Regions from separate parts of the Homo sapiens genome. Here all the other regions are linked to region 5. The links are chromatin contacts, found by Hi-C or POLR2A ChIA-PET in ENCODE. All regions are on one chromosome and are shown on one strand. Each heading gives the region's core, a stretch centred on a gene start or an enhancer-like site at or near the end of the contact. The rest is flanking DNA. Distances are from core to core; before and after follow the strand shown. Region 1 has its middle 60 kb from the start of ITPKB. Region 2 has its middle 25 kb from the start of ITPKB. Region 3 overlaps CDC42BPA (CDC42 binding protein kinase alpha). Region 4 holds the start of ITPKB (inositol-trisphosphate 3-kinase B). Region 5 holds the start of COQ8A (coenzyme Q8A).

Region 1 (2,700 bases), core at 134-2,633, 140 kb after region 5:
CACCCAGGCTGGAGTGCAGTGGTGTGATCATAGCTCACTGCAGCCTCAACCTCCTGGGCTCAAAATAATCCTCCCACCTCAGCCTCTTGGGTAGCTGGGACCACAGACACACAGCATCCTGCCCAGCTAATTTTTTAGTTTTTTTGTAGAGACAGAGTTTCACCATGTTGCTCAGGCTTGTCCCGAACTCCTGGGCTCAAGCGATCCACCCGCGTCGGCCTCCGAAAGTGCTGGGTTTGTAGGCCTGAGCCACTATGCCTGGTTTAATAAACAGTTTTCTTCCTGTGTTGCTTTTGTTAAGAAAAATGAGACACACACCCCTTTCCTTTCTTCTAATGATGAGGCAGAGAACAGAATATTTTCCACTTGACGTTCTCCCCCTTTCTTCTCAAACCAGTTTGGCATTTTTCCACTTTCCACCTTCAGGTTCAAAGCGTGTCTGGGTGATGAGAACCAGGACACAGCTGGAACTCCGGCCATGGCGGGAGCTCACGCCTACCCTGTAGGCATAACATTCTAGGTTTCCCTTTTTTTCAGCAATAATACCTGGGTATAGTGGGAAAGAAGCTGGAATCAATCCTGGCTCCAGCACTTACCAGCCACAACCTTGGACACAGACCTCTATGACTCTATTTTCTCCTCTGTAAAGTGGGTTCAGATGAACCACTGAGACCAGTTGTTGACTGTCTCAGGTTGCAAGGGACAGAGATCAATGCTGGTCCCCACAGGCCGGGGAGCACAATTGTAGGGATAAACTAGAAGTAAAGCAACACTGGAAATCAGTTTGGCATCAAGACAATCAGATCTTCAGGAGAACTGGAGTGTTGTTCAGGATCCCACAGCAGCAGGTGTGCCTTCAGAAGCAGTGCCCACGCTGTGCCCCACGGAGTGACTGTGCCCAAGGCGTGACTCAGTTTCCCAGGGACCCTGCAGCGTCTGCAGCTGCTCCTTGTGCCCCTGCGGCTCTGTCTTCACGCGCCTTCGCCCTGCCTCGTGGCTTCTGCTTACTCACAAGTTTCCCCACTGCCCTTCTCCTGGCTGTCCCTCAGCCGCAGAAGTCCCCTCCATGTGTCTCTCCTCCTGCCAGCTCCCACAGGGCTGCCTCAGACAGAAGAGGCTCCCAGGCCTGGTCAGGGGTGGGGTCACAGGTACGCAGCGGGGTCACTGCGTTCAGGAAACTGCCAGGGGCTGGTGTTCTCGGAGAGGAGCCGCAGCTGGGCAGCCACTCAGCACACATCCTGTCCAGTTACGGGCCCTTTGTATAGATGAGGAAATGGCCCCCTTGGAAGATTCAGTATTGACGAGCCGCAGAGCAGCCATCACATCACACTGTGCTCTGGTGTCTCCAACCCCGTCACACTCCTCTGCTTCCTGTTTCTGTTCACCCACGCAGGATGCCGAGGGAAGCGGGGCTTCTCCTGCCTCTACCTGCCTTCAGCCCCTGTTCTGACATGACCTGAGTGCCACCCATCAAAAGACCCGTCCACCCCAAAACATCCCCAACCCACATCCCACTGCTAGTCCCTGATGAATTAGACAGTGAAGGCCTGATCTCCCCGAGACCCCAGTGAGCCCGCCATTGGCATGACGGTCAGATGAGTCCTGGGACAGTGGGAGGGCAGGCGCCAGGCTCAGGAAACGGAGGAGCAGCAGGAGAGGTGCTCCCATGTGGCACAGTTCAGAGGCGGGAGCCTGGGGTGCCAGTGAGAAACAAGGCAAGGTCTCCACTTTAACCTCTCACCTAGGACTCCCAGTGTGCAGCTGATCAGGTTTTTGGGCCCTGAACTGGAACATACCATTTTTAGACAGTGAGATAAAGATTCAAAATCAGGACTGCCCTGGAAAATCCAAGACCTATTGTGGTGTTCAGGTTGGGTGTTGTGTGGTTGGGTCAAACTTCATTTGAGAGCTTCAGTCAACCACAGGTGGCTGGGGCCCAGGAAGGAGGCGGCTCTTGCAAACAGATAAGGGCCACACTGGTGAGAGGCGCTCTCCCCAGAGCAGTAGGCCCCAACTGCTCACAGTTCCTGTGGTAAACTCGGTTCACTTGTGAAGATCAGGAGAGACAGGACCCATTACCTCCTCCTTGTGAAGATCAGGAGAGACAGGACCCATTACCTCCTCCTTGTGAAGATCAGGAGAGACAGGACCCATTACCTCCTCCTTGTGAAGATCAGGAGAGACAGGACCCATTACCTCCTCGTGAAGATCAGGAGAGACAGGACCCATTACCTCCTCCTTGTGAAGATCAGGAGAGACAGGTCCCATTACCTCCTTGTGAAGATCAGGAGAGACAGGACCCATTACCTCCTCCTTGTGAAGATCAAGAGAGACAGGACCCATTACCTCCTCCTTGTGAAGATCAGGAGAGACAGGACCCATTACCTCCTCCTTGTGAAGATCAGGAGAGACAGGACCCATTACCTCCTCCTTGTGAAGATCAGGAGAGACAGGACCCATTACCTCCTCCTTGTGAAGATCAGGAGAGACAGGACCCATTACCTCCTCCTTGTGAAGATCAGGAGAGACAGGACCCATTACCTCCTCGTGAAGATCAGGAGAGACAGGACCCATTACCTCCTCCTTGTGAAGATCAGGAGAGACAGGTCCCATTACCTCCTTGTGAAGATCAGGAGAGACAGGACCCATTACCTCCTCCTTGTGAAGATCAAGAGAGACAGGACCCATTACCTCCTCCTT
Region 2 (2,700 bases), core at 115-2,614, 180 kb after region 5:
GTGAGGAGCCAAGTCCTGTCAGGCTTCTCCACTCTACCCCAGAATATTGCTTATTTTCATGGTTAACAATTTTCAAAGTTCATTGCTTCTTTGCTTATTTGATTGCTGTTGGTGAATTTCTCTTGTTTATTTTTACCTCTTTTTTTTTTTTTTAAGATGGAGTCTTGCTCTGTAGCCCACGCTGGAGTACAGTGGTGTGATCTTGGCTCACTGCAACCTCTGCCTCCCGGGTTCAAGCAATTCTCTTGCCTCAGCCTCCTGGGTAGCTGGGATTACAGGCTCATGCCACCATGCCCAGCTAATTTTTGTATTTTCAGTAGAGACAGGATTTCACCATGTTGGCCAGGCTGGCCACAAACTCCTGACCTCCAGTGATTCACCAGCCTTAGCCTCCCAAACTGTTGGGATTACAGGCATGAGCCACTGCACCCGGCCTTGTTTATTTTTACTTCTTTGGGCTATTTTTGAGGTATTGGCAGACCAAAACTCTGTATTGGTCCATTTTCACACTGCTATAAAGAACTACCTGAGACTGGGTAATTTATAAAGAAAAGAGGTTGAATTGACTCACAGTTCCACAGGCTGTACAGGAGGGATGGTTGGGGAAGTTTCAGGAAACATATAATCACGGCAGAAGGTGAAGGAGAAGCAAGTATGTCTTCACATGGCTGCAGGAGAGAGAGGGAGAGCAAAGTGGGAGGTGCTACACGCTTTCAAACAACCAGATCTCATGAGAACTCTATCATGAGACAGGACATGGGGGATGGTGATAAACCGTTAGAAACCACCCTCATGATCCGATCACCTCCACCACCAGGCCCCACCTCTGACACCGGAAATTATAATTCAACACAAGATTTGGGTGGGGACACAGAGCCAAACCATATCAAACTCTGTGAGAAAATTTCAAACTGCCATCTTAGGTAGGAAGTTCTTTATTTATTGTATGTTATCTGGCTACCTCACTAGAATGTAAATTTCATGAGGGCAGGGGTCTTGTTGGTTTGTTTTGTTCCTGTGTCTCTGGATGCTAAAACAGTACTTGGCATATTGCAGGTGCTCAATAAGTATGTGAAGGACAGATGAGTGGATGGATGAAGAAGCAAAGAAATTGATGAGGAGGCTTTCACCGTAGTTCAAGCAGGGATAGTGTGGGTCTAAGCAGTGGGGCAGCAGTGGAGAGGAAGTGGTGACTTTGAGGCACATTGGAAGTTGGAGTAGAATGGAGAGAGCTTGCTAACTCAGGTGGAGTGAGGAACAGTGAATAAGAAGGAAAGCCAGACTCTTAAGATAAACTGAAGATTCTGGGGTTTGTAGCTTGATGAACAGGTGTTGTGGTTAGGTCCTTCACTGAGAATCGAAACACCAAAGGGGCCAATCATACTGGGTTTAATTTGGACTTGCTGGCTTTGGTAACATTGGGCTGTCTTAAACACAAGGCTGATGTTCAGGAGAGAAGAGAGCTGGGCAGTTTGGGGAGGCATCAGCAAAGGTAGAGGCTGAAGCAGTGGAATTAGAAGAGTAGAGAAGACAAGAGAATGGGGCAGAGAAGTGAGGTACTGATCCATATTTAAAGTAGAAGAGGGGTCACAGGCAAAGAAATCTGGTTGCATGAGGCTCCAGGTCCCAGAAAATGTTTTTAGAAATAAATCAAAAAAAGATCTGCAGATGCATGTCGCATTTGTGCGCAATGTAACTTCTGTTTCACCTTATTCCCCATCCTGCCCTTACCCTCATTACTCCCCCATCAAATGTTTCTTTGCGAAGTTGCAAAAATAAAATGCAGATTTATATAATCTCAGTAAGCATAAAGACAACTGTCTTTAGCAGCGGGAATGGTTTACTTTTCTTTGCAGTCACTGAAATGCATGGGATGAGTCATGTGAAGTTCTGAAAATTCAGCAGAACCTACATAGGCATTTGAATAGCTCAACCAGTAGAGCCAAGGGGGATGGGGGCAGACAAGCACCAGCAGGAAATGCTGAGTGTCAGACAGTAGCCCGAAGGAAGAGCCTGGGAAGGTTACCCTCTGTGATGACGCAGGGTCTGGAAACAATGACATCAACATAAATCATGAGATTTGAGATGGCGTCTGCTCTCTTCTTGGTTAGGAGGGGAGATTGCAGGCTGGGGAAACATTCCATGATCTCCCTTGGTACCCCTGTTCCCCACCTGCACCCCTCTATCCAACATCCTTGGACTTATTGGGGGCTGGGGTGATGATTTCGTTCTGAATCTCCCAGTTCATTCTCTAAGGGCACACTGACCACCACAATCCCTAGGCATTGTCATAGGAATTAATTAAGAGCTTGCTTCAGTGGGTCATGCCTGCAATTCAGTGTTGTGGGAGGCCAAGATGGGAGGATCGCCTGAGGCCAGGAGTTTGATTCTAGCCTGGGCAACAGAGTGAGACCTTGTCTCTACAATTTATTTATTTATTTTTGAGACGGAGTCTTGCTCTCTTGCCAGGCTGGAGTGCAGTGGAGGCTGAGGCAGGAGAATCACTTGAACCCAGGAGGCAGAGGTTGCAGTGAGCCGAGATCATGCCACTGCACTCCAGCCAGGTGACAGAGCGGGACTCCATCTCAAAAAAAAAAAAAAAATTAGCTGGGTGTGGTGATACATGCCTATAATCTGAGCCATTCAGGAGGCTGAGACAGGAAGAGCACTTGAGCTAGGAGTTCAAGGTTGCAGTGAGCC
Region 3 (2,700 bases), core at 7-2,506, 150 kb before region 5:
ATACAGAGTGAGACTCTTGTCTCAAAAAAAAAAAAAAAAAAACCAAAGAACTTATTCCCCTTTTTTCCTTAGAAGATTTTTTAAGTCTTATTAAAACTGTGTTTACTTCTAAGGGTAAATAAGTCATCATGATCCACAGAACTATCATTTTAAATAAGCTTTGTAATATTATAATAATAATGTGTATATATGTAGATGTAAGAAGGAATGGCTGAAAGTATTGATAGAACTGTTGGAAATTTAATTGAACTTTTAATACAATCTAGGGTTGAGAACAAGGAATCATTTTGTGGTTCATATATCCTCTTTCCCTAACCTCTCCTTTCACCATGCTTTCTAGTATATACATAATCAAATAAGGTGAGCATAGGAAGTCTACACATCACAGATGTTTTCCTCAGATTTCCAAATGAAACACAAATAGATGTTATTAAGTATACGTTCATTGAACTCATTAAAAGTAAATGAGTGTGACTTTTAATTTTAAGGGAAAGGATGAGGATTTGGAAGCATCAGGCTATAAGTAAAGCAGATGGTGCAATAGCCAATCTGGAATACTGTTATTTTCAATAAAATCAGGCAATGCAGTTCCATTCTGGCATTTTCTGCTGTCATTTGCAGACTGTCATCTGAAGACACCTACCATAGTGTTTCTCCAGGATGCTAATGTGCCCTCTCACTGGTGTATTTATTAATGCCTTGGTGAAAGGAGTGCTTTGTGGGTGGCTGACCAGGTTGCACATAATAGGTCCACTCTGACATTCTCATCTCTTTGAGCCAGTAGACCCTTTATGCTCAGTAAGTCAAATATCTCGAGCTAATTGACTGTAGGCCACTATTGGGTCCAAAGTCCAGGCTTCAATTACTCAGCCTAGCAGTGAAAAACTACACCTGAATATTGAGTCAACACATTAAACCACAAATCCTAGATGAGTATGTGCATTTGATAAATTTGGCTGTATTTAATTTTTTATTTACCCACCTTGGGGTAACACCCTTCTGACCTGAAGGAAGAAGCTGAGGCACAGGATATGTTTAAAGAGTTTGTTTGAGCCAAAGTGAGGACAGCTGCCAGGAACACACTTCCAGGTTACCTTGAGGAGTGCTCCATTAGGTCTTTGTTACAAGTAGGGTTTTAAAAGCAAAAGGAGGCAAGGGCTGGGCTGATACAAAGTTGTTTGACAGGCATTTTCACTGGTTTACAAAATAACATTGATTAGTGACTGGCTATTCATTGTTGAACTATAGCGTGTGAGTCATGGTCTCCAGTGTATGGCATTTTATGGCTACTTGGCATCAGTTTAGAGCCCACATAGCAAGTGGCCTCAAGAGGTGATTATTTAGCTCAAGGTGGGAGTGAGATGTGACTGCTCTCACATTTTAAATACCTCTCTGGGCCTGATAATTTAAATGGTCTCACATTCCTCAGATAAAAAAAGTTTATTTTCTTTCTCAGCTCTTAGAATTCATTTCTGTATGCTGCCCATACTCCTTCCAATATAAATTGCCAAAATGCTTTAACACCTTCATTGCTTTTATATCTAGTCTCTGCTGTGATCTTAACTGTCATCATAGGCCTGAAGACAATGACAAGTGATTGGGTAGGTGTTAAAGATAGTTGGCCTCCCTTTTTGATGTAACTATTTCAGGTGAAGTTAATAAATGATTTATGCAAAAACAGGTTGGTTGCCTCAGGTTATAGCTGCTTTGAGGAAGGGGATGAGATTGCTTCTACCTGCAGAGGTTTGAAGCAATACGAGAGTTCAGAGTTCTCAGCACTGTCTTTTGCTGCCTGAAGGTTCCAATATGTTGTCCAAAAGACAGAAACTGAGACAAAATTAATATAGAGTTTATTTGGGCCAAGGTTGAGGACTGCAGCCCAGGAAACACAGAGAAGTGCTCCAGAGAACAAAAAAGAGGCTCAGGTTTTTAAAGAAAAATCAGGAGAGGGAACATACAAAAGTCTTTGGTCAGGAGTTCTCACTGGTTTGCAGAAATAACATTGATTAATGATTGGCTGTACATTGTTGAACTATAGGGTATGAGTTATGGTGTCCAGAATATGGCATTGTTGGGTTAATTTATAGCTATTGGTGACACTCAGTCTGGAGTCCACATAGCTGGTAGATTACTTAGCTCAACTGGGAGAATAAGATGTGACTGCAGTCACATTTCAGTGCCTGTCTGGCCCTGCTAATTTAAAGGGGCTCGCATTTCTCATAAAAAGTTTCTTTTCTTTCTCACATCTCATGTCTTGGGGACTGCACTCATTCTGAATCCACACCCTTAGCCTAAGAGGTTTGGTCAGTGTTGTGCAGATCAACATTTTGCACCTTCTGATGGGATGCACTGAGAAACATTGTTCTTGTGGTATTCCAGCCAAAAATGAATTCTTTGAGACTAGTCATAAACATCAGATGGCCCCAGGTTGAGTGTCACTGTACATAATTAGAGACCTATACATTATAAAACTGTTGTGAGAGATAGGGAAGACTGAGGAACTGTTCTAGACCAAGGAAAATTGAAGAGACATGACTACTAAATGCAACACATGTTTCTCAGTTGGATCCTGGGCTTCATAAGAAAAGGAGACATGGTAGGGATAACTTGAATTGTGTCTGTGAATTCAGATGGTAAGTGTTCTAGTAATGTTGATTTTTTTAAATTGAGAGGATTGCTTCGTGATTATGGTAGAGTGTC
Region 4 (2,700 bases), core at 138-2,637, 200 kb after region 5:
GGCTGGTCTCGAACTCCTGACCTTGTGATCTGCCTGCCTTGGCCTCCCAAAGTTCTGGGATTGGGCTTTTTTTTAAAAAAGCCCCATTGAGGGTAGGAGGGTAATTAGGTTCAATTCTTCCATTTCTAATTTTTAAAAATTATAAAGTTTTCAACAGTGTGTGATTCTCAGGTATTCTTGGCTAGAAGATCTCTTGATTTCAGATTTAGCATGAGCCTCTTCCTGATGGAGCAGCAGGTTGCTTTGCTCACTTAACAGTATTGTTACATAAACAAGCAAGAGATCTGTGTGCTACAAGTAAAGTCAAAATTTCCATCTGAATTTCAGCTAATCATGATATAAGGACCAATTCAGGCTTTGGATGTTTCAGTCTCCTGAGCCGTGCAGCTGTGTTTTCCCTCCTTTCACTAAATGCTGTAGTTTAAGATTTAGAGAATTATGTAAAACACACTGGCAGTGCCAGGGCTTAGAAGGGGTAGGATCCCCTGCCCAGTAATGTTGGCTGATGTTCTTTCTCCCTTTTTTGCTGATAGTAGGGGAGAAAGTTTCTTGAAAATGATCCAGTCTACAGGAGACAGTCTACAAGGGTCTACAGGAGCAAGAGGGGTTTCAGACGTTACCCAAGCCTTCTTAGTTTCAGGACTATGCTTTTTCTTAAAATAATTCTGAGAATTAAGTGCAAAAATATGCGAATGTCACATGTGCCGTGTGCATTTATAAATAAATGTGACATGTAAAGGTGTATTTATATATCTACCAATTGCACTGCAAAACCATCCCCAGCTCATAGACCAACCAGTCTTCCAAAATACTACTGTGATGCACTTAAAACCTGCAACTCTGCAGGAAGGTGACCTCAATGTACCTTCTTTGAATTTGCAGAACTGTGTACAAGAACACAAACTGTTTATACAGGATTGTAGCCTTTTTTAAATGCTAAAAAGGTCCCCATGATTTGCTTTGTTTAAGACATACACTCAAAACTTTATTAAAAACATTTTTCAAAAATAGTTTCATAAAGCTAGACACATCAGCAAGCCTCGATTGAGGGGTGGAAAATGAATTGTATATCTTTAAACCGCAGAAGTTAAAAGCCTTTTTTGTTGTTGTTAGCTAACAATGGAAACTTTTTTTTAAGTGTTTCCCTCCCTCGTCTTGCCAAGCAATAGAAAAAAAAAAAAAAGAAGAAAAGAAAAACTTGTTCCGCTGAGTTCAACCCCAGACAGGCTCACAACTTCCTTCCTGCTTTCCTCCCCCAAGCCTCCGCCTTTCTCCCTCCTCCCTCCTCCACTACCCCCCCCCCCAACAACTTTTCTTTCTTTCTTTTTTTTTTTTTTAATCGTGCATTGAACAAACACTGAAGTAGCCCGGAGCAGACACTGACAGGGGCAGTATCTCCACGGTCGAAAAGGGCGTGCAGGGCCGGCTTGGCGTCGCCACTGCCGGGATCGCCGGGCCCCTGAACCGAAGAGCTTTCCCCCCTCTTTCGCACTCCTCTTTTTTGTCTTCCATAGCTTGTGAGAAAATAATTTCTGAGCATTTTTACTTTTAAAGCCATCTCGTCCCTACGAGGTTTGCGCCTCTGGGCATGTAGTCTACACAGGACCTGAGAATCTGAGAAACTGCAGGTAAGTTTGGCGGCCTTTTAATGGCTCTCGCCTCTGAACAACCCTCTTTTCCCTCACTTTCTGCTCTGGAGCGAATCTCGGCGTTCCTGGTTCCGAAACAGGGCAAAGGGGTGGGCTGGGGAGGCAGGGAAGGGGGTTTGATTTTGGAGGGTGACATGGAGTGGCGGTGGGGAGAAAATAGGGAGAGACGAGGTCTCCGCATTTCTCCTACCCGCCTTCCGGGCCGCTCACTCCGCGCCGCCTCCCTCAGCGCGCTCCAGGAGTCCCCAGGCTGGGGTCTCGGGGCGGCTCTGCTGGCGCCGGGCGAGGCTGCCCGGGATGCGGAGAAGCCCTGCGCTCCGCGGCGCTGCCCTGGGGTGTTAGAGCGCCGGCTCCTGGGAGGTTTGCAGAGCTAGAGGCTCTGTGCACCTAGGGCTGCTGCCCGGCTGCAGCCATGCACGCCCCTAAGTTCCTCCGAGTGGGCGCGGGTCCGGGAGCCCGCAGGGGCAGTCGCGTCCTCGGCAACAGGGCGCGCTGAGAGCGGACTCGCTCCGCGCGCGTGCGGCGTATACACACACGCGTGTATACACACACACTCACAGACACCCCCCCATAGGGGACGACGGCAGGGGGGCAGCAAGTACTGGTTCCGGTAAAGAGAACGTGTAGAACCTCGGTGCGCCCACACTCACAAAACACTTGTCTAGGGATAGGCGACAAGGCTAGCCCTGAAAAATGCTTCGGCTGCGGCCCCGCTGCCCGCCCAGGCCTTCGTAGGCCGAGAGACACAGCCCCAAGGCTAGGGTCAGGAAGGTAAACGGCGGGCACGCGGGCGCCCTCCCAGATCCGGGCGCTGGCAGCGGCTCGGGCAAGGCAGGTCCCGCTTAGGTTCCCTCCGAGCCGGTCGGTCTCTGATGCCCCGAGAGGGTGGAGCAGGGAGACCCTGAAGCCCAGGGCGAGGGCTGCCGGGTTGCCCTGGATAGCCAATGTTTGCTCAGGCTGGGGAGACCCGGAGACGGTGGCTGGGGTGTCCTCAGCCCGGGAGAGCTGAGTCAGCCGCGCCCCGCACACAGCATACTTAGGAGCCAAGGAC
Region 5 (2,700 bases), core at 58-2,557:
GAGACGGGGTTTCACCATTTTGGCCAGGCTGGTCTCGAACTCCTGACCTACGGTGATCCACCCGCCTCGGACTCCCAAAGTGCTGGGATTACAGGCGTGAGCCACCGCACCCAGCCGCCTGAGTCTTACAGATGCTGCTCCTGTAGCTCCCCTTTTGTCTCTCCTCGGGAGAAAGGCCTTCCTCCAAAAGAAGAGTCTCCCAAGAGCCCTCCTGCCAGGATGACCTACCCATCCACAGCGTGACAACTGGCAGGCTGGCATCAAGGAATGTTCAAATCCTTTGGCAATCAGGTAGGCCTGGCATGACCAGCTACTCAATCCTGTCACGTAGATCCAAGGCCCAAGTGAACGTGCACAAGTTTTTCAACAGGCTGTAGGCCCGACTCAGGCTGGAAGACTGCACACAAGCCTCTCACCCTTCAGGAACCTGACATCTCTCACCCAAATGGGGAGTCCCAACACCCAAACCTGCCCCTGCAGCACTCCCCATCGCCCAAAGAGGGTTTGGCAGAGGGGCTGTTACCTCTGTGCAATGGGTGAGAATGAGCCTCGGAAAGGTTCGAGTTTAGGGGAGTAAGCCCAAACCACTCACAAGACCCCCCAGAGTTTGGAGAAGAGGAAAGGCCAAAGAAAAGCGAAAGGAAGAAAGGATCAAAAAGGATCCCCTGTCCCAAGTTCACACAAAATTCCCACCTGCGAAGCCCAACAGCTGGCTCCAGCCAAGGAAGTCAAAGTTCTCACCCAAACCTGCAGCCAGCGGCAACGAGCCTAGAGCCCCAGACACACAGTGCAAGGGGGTCTGGGAGTGAAGAACAACATTATTAGAAAGCGAAGCATCAAAGCTGTATTGGCGACCAAAGGGCATGGGCAACGGGCATTCGGCAGCGGGAAGGCGGTCGGGCAAGCAGCGGGCGTGTTCCAGGGACCCAAGGCTCTGCACGTGGCCCTCGTCTCCTCCCCGAAGCAGGAACGAGGGGCTGAGGTGGACCCAGGGACGTGAGACGGCTGCAGAGGACCCACCCTGCAACTGAGGCGCCCCCACTGCGTCCGGACCTGAGGCTCGCGGCCAGCGAAACTCGCGGGGAAGCTGCGCTGTCACATGAAGAGAATGCAAGAAGGGCTGAGGTGGGTGTTGACCCCAGCTCTGGCCGCAGCCAGACGGCGCCTGGGCACGCGGCGGGCCGGCGGGTGGCAGCCTTACCTGGCTGCAGGAAGCTGGGATCCGCGGTCACCTTCTAGCCGCCTCCGCGCCCGCCTCTGCGCGCTGGCCACCGCGCTGACGCCCGCCACGCGCTCCGGATCTGTTTACCAACTCGCCCGCTCCGGGGGAGCCCCAGCTCACAAGCCCCGCCCCGCGGGCCGCTCCCATTGGCTGCACCGCCGTCCGCCTGCCGAATGCCGCTCTGCGCGTGGGAGCGTGCTCGGCCCGTGCTCCCGGCCCGTAGCCAATCGCGACCGAGAGCGGAGCAAGAGGAGCCAATGGGAGGCTACCTTAGCGGACAGGGCCCTCCTGTTCTCCTTTTCCCCACCTCCCGGCTACCTTTCTCTCTAGCAAACCGGGGCTGGAGGCCTGGCTTTGGAGTTGCTGGCCTGCGCGCATGCGCCTTGAGAACGGGAGCCTTTTTCACTGCGATGCAGTGTGCGTGGCCGCAAAGGCACCCCTGCGTGCTTGTTGCCTCCAGACTGGTGCTTGCTGGGCCTCTGCGCGGGCCTGGGAGGGGAGGCTGTGGACCAAGCAGACGCGACTGCGGGGCGTGGAGGGTGCCGCCGCTTTAAGGACCGGGCGATGCCTGTTCTTTGCTCCTCTCTATGTAGCAAGAGCCCCTTGCCCAGGGTCCACAAAAAGCACTCCGAGGAGGGGAAACGCGGCGGGCAAGGCCGCGCACTTCCACTTCCGGCCCTTCGGCCGGGGCCCTTCAGGCTAAGGATGCTTGTTTTGTGTGGCGCCATCCTCAAAACAGGAAGCCTCTGCCACCCGCGCCCCGAGGGTAGAGAGATAGTACCCTCACCGGAGTCGCTGTCCGCCCGCCGGTCTCGTCGGCGTGCAGGTGCCCGCAGTCGCTGACAGCCGGGGTTTTGGAGGGCGCGCAGCCAACACGGGATGGAGCTCGGGTGCAGCCCTCGGCGTCCCCGCCGAGCAGCCCTGGGAGGCACCGCCACCAGCAGCACGCAGATTTGCCCCGTCACTCCCTCCTTAACGAGAAAAGGAACGTATGAGCCAAAGTCGGCTCGACAATTTCCACTCAGATGACCCCAAACACTGGTCTGCAGCTCTGTTAATCGTTCTTGTGGAAAAAAGAAATAACAATTTAGTTTTTCATGAAATGAAATACTCAAGCCAAAGGATTGTTCCTTATTCTGAGCCTCCCCCCGCTTTTTTTTTTTTTTTTTTTTTGGTATTGTGAAACGAAAATTCACTCTGCCAAAAGGAAAAAAAATTAAACTGAAAGCTGAGTCATGCAACTGCCTTTCCTTTTGTTCCTAAGCAGATAGCTACAGATTAAAGGTGAAGTATCTCCACTCTATGTTCACCTTATCTTGTGTAAAGTGCCGATTTACTGAGCGCCAAATACATAACTGTTGCCCTACCTGCTCCCTTTATCGCAACATGTGGCTTCAATAATGTGAACATACCTTCCATCTTCCCCCTCCAGCCTGCTTTTCCCCTTTAAATATTGAAGCCCTCAAAATCATCTTTGG

What was found. Hi-C counts contacts between places; a loop is a spot of excess contacts on that map. ChIA-PET counts read pairs that join two places held with the same protein, here RNA polymerase II (POLR2A). Pooled maps may share reads with other maps.
Region 1: a loop to region 5 is called in a pooled map, with 8 times the contacts of the local background. The contact joins the enhancer-like site here to the promoter of COQ8A in region 5. A Hi-C loop is called at or near these places in 7 of 50 pooled maps. POLR2A ChIA-PET finds 5 or more read pairs at or near these places in 4 of 52 experiments (CD4-positive, alpha-beta T cell, CD8-positive, alpha-beta T cell, T-cell and 1 more).
Region 2: a map with no recorded cell type shows a loop between it and region 5 (8-fold over the local background). The contact joins the enhancer-like site here to the promoter of COQ8A in region 5. A Hi-C loop is called at or near these places in 1 of 37 single-sample maps with no recorded cell type and 2 of 50 pooled maps. POLR2A ChIA-PET finds 5 or more read pairs at or near these places in 4 of 52 experiments (MCF 10A, OCI-LY7, T-cell and 1 more).
Region 3: a loop to region 5 is called in a map of PC-3, with 2.0 times the contacts of the local background. The contact joins the enhancer-like site here to the promoter of COQ8A in region 5. A Hi-C loop is called at or near these places in 1 of 168 maps with a recorded cell type or tissue (PC-3) and 1 of 50 pooled maps. POLR2A ChIA-PET finds 5 or more read pairs at or near these places in 3 of 52 experiments (CD4-positive, alpha-beta T cell, CD8-positive, alpha-beta memory T cell and PC-3).
Region 4: a loop to region 5 is called in a map of B cell, with 21 times the contacts of the local background. The contact joins the promoter of ITPKB here to the promoter of COQ8A in region 5. A Hi-C loop is called at or near these places in 11 of 168 maps with a recorded cell type or tissue (A673, B cell, CD4-positive, alpha-beta memory T cell and 6 more), 8 of 37 single-sample maps with no recorded cell type and 23 of 50 pooled maps. POLR2A ChIA-PET finds 5 or more read pairs at or near these places in 12 of 52 experiments (CD4-positive, alpha-beta T cell, CD4-positive, alpha-beta memory T cell, CD8-positive, alpha-beta T cell and 9 more).

Annotation. Positions count from the first base shown.
Region 1 is chr1:226,797,759-226,800,458 of GRCh38, reverse strand. No RefSeq gene overlaps it. Among named protein-coding and RNA genes, the nearest start is that of ITPKB, 60 kb to the right of the region's middle. RefSeq lists an enhancer at 1,102-1,151. Within about 2 kb of position 1,383, at least 11 of the 41 ENCODE cell types and tissues checked have a DNase peak (open chromatin) inside an H3K27ac peak, as active enhancers do; they include CD4-positive, alpha-beta T cell and CD8-positive, alpha-beta T cell, where a contact is called at or near this core.
Region 2 is chr1:226,763,349-226,766,048 of GRCh38, reverse strand. No RefSeq gene overlaps it. Among named protein-coding and RNA genes, the nearest start is that of ITPKB, 25 kb to the right of the region's middle. Within about 2 kb of position 1,364, at least 3 of the 41 ENCODE cell types and tissues checked have a DNase peak (open chromatin) inside an H3K27ac peak, as active enhancers do; they include OCI-LY7, where a contact is called at or near this core.
Region 3 is chr1:227,092,932-227,095,631 of GRCh38, reverse strand. All of the region lies in intron 15 of CDC42BPA (CDC42 binding protein kinase alpha), which reads left to right. Among named protein-coding and RNA genes, the nearest start is that of COQ8A, 150 kb to the right of the region's middle. Within about 2 kb of position 1,256, at least 3 of the 41 ENCODE cell types and tissues checked have a DNase peak (open chromatin) inside an H3K27ac peak, as active enhancers do; they include PC-3, where a contact is called at or near this core.
Region 4 is chr1:226,737,969-226,740,668 of GRCh38, reverse strand. It overlaps ITPKB (inositol-trisphosphate 3-kinase B), which reads left to right and starts at 1,387. Exons shown (of 8, transcript NM_002221.4): 1 at 1,387-1,628. RefSeq lists enhancers at 1,381-1,630, 2,254-2,700 and a silencer at 1,851-2,090.
Region 5 is chr1:226,938,901-226,941,600 of GRCh38, reverse strand. COQ8A (coenzyme Q8A) reads right to left here and starts at 1,307. Exons shown (of 15, transcript NM_020247.5): 1 at 1,202-1,307. RefSeq lists silencers at 1,082-1,241, 1,292-1,601 and enhancers at 1,872-1,971, 2,162-2,211, 1,946-2,637.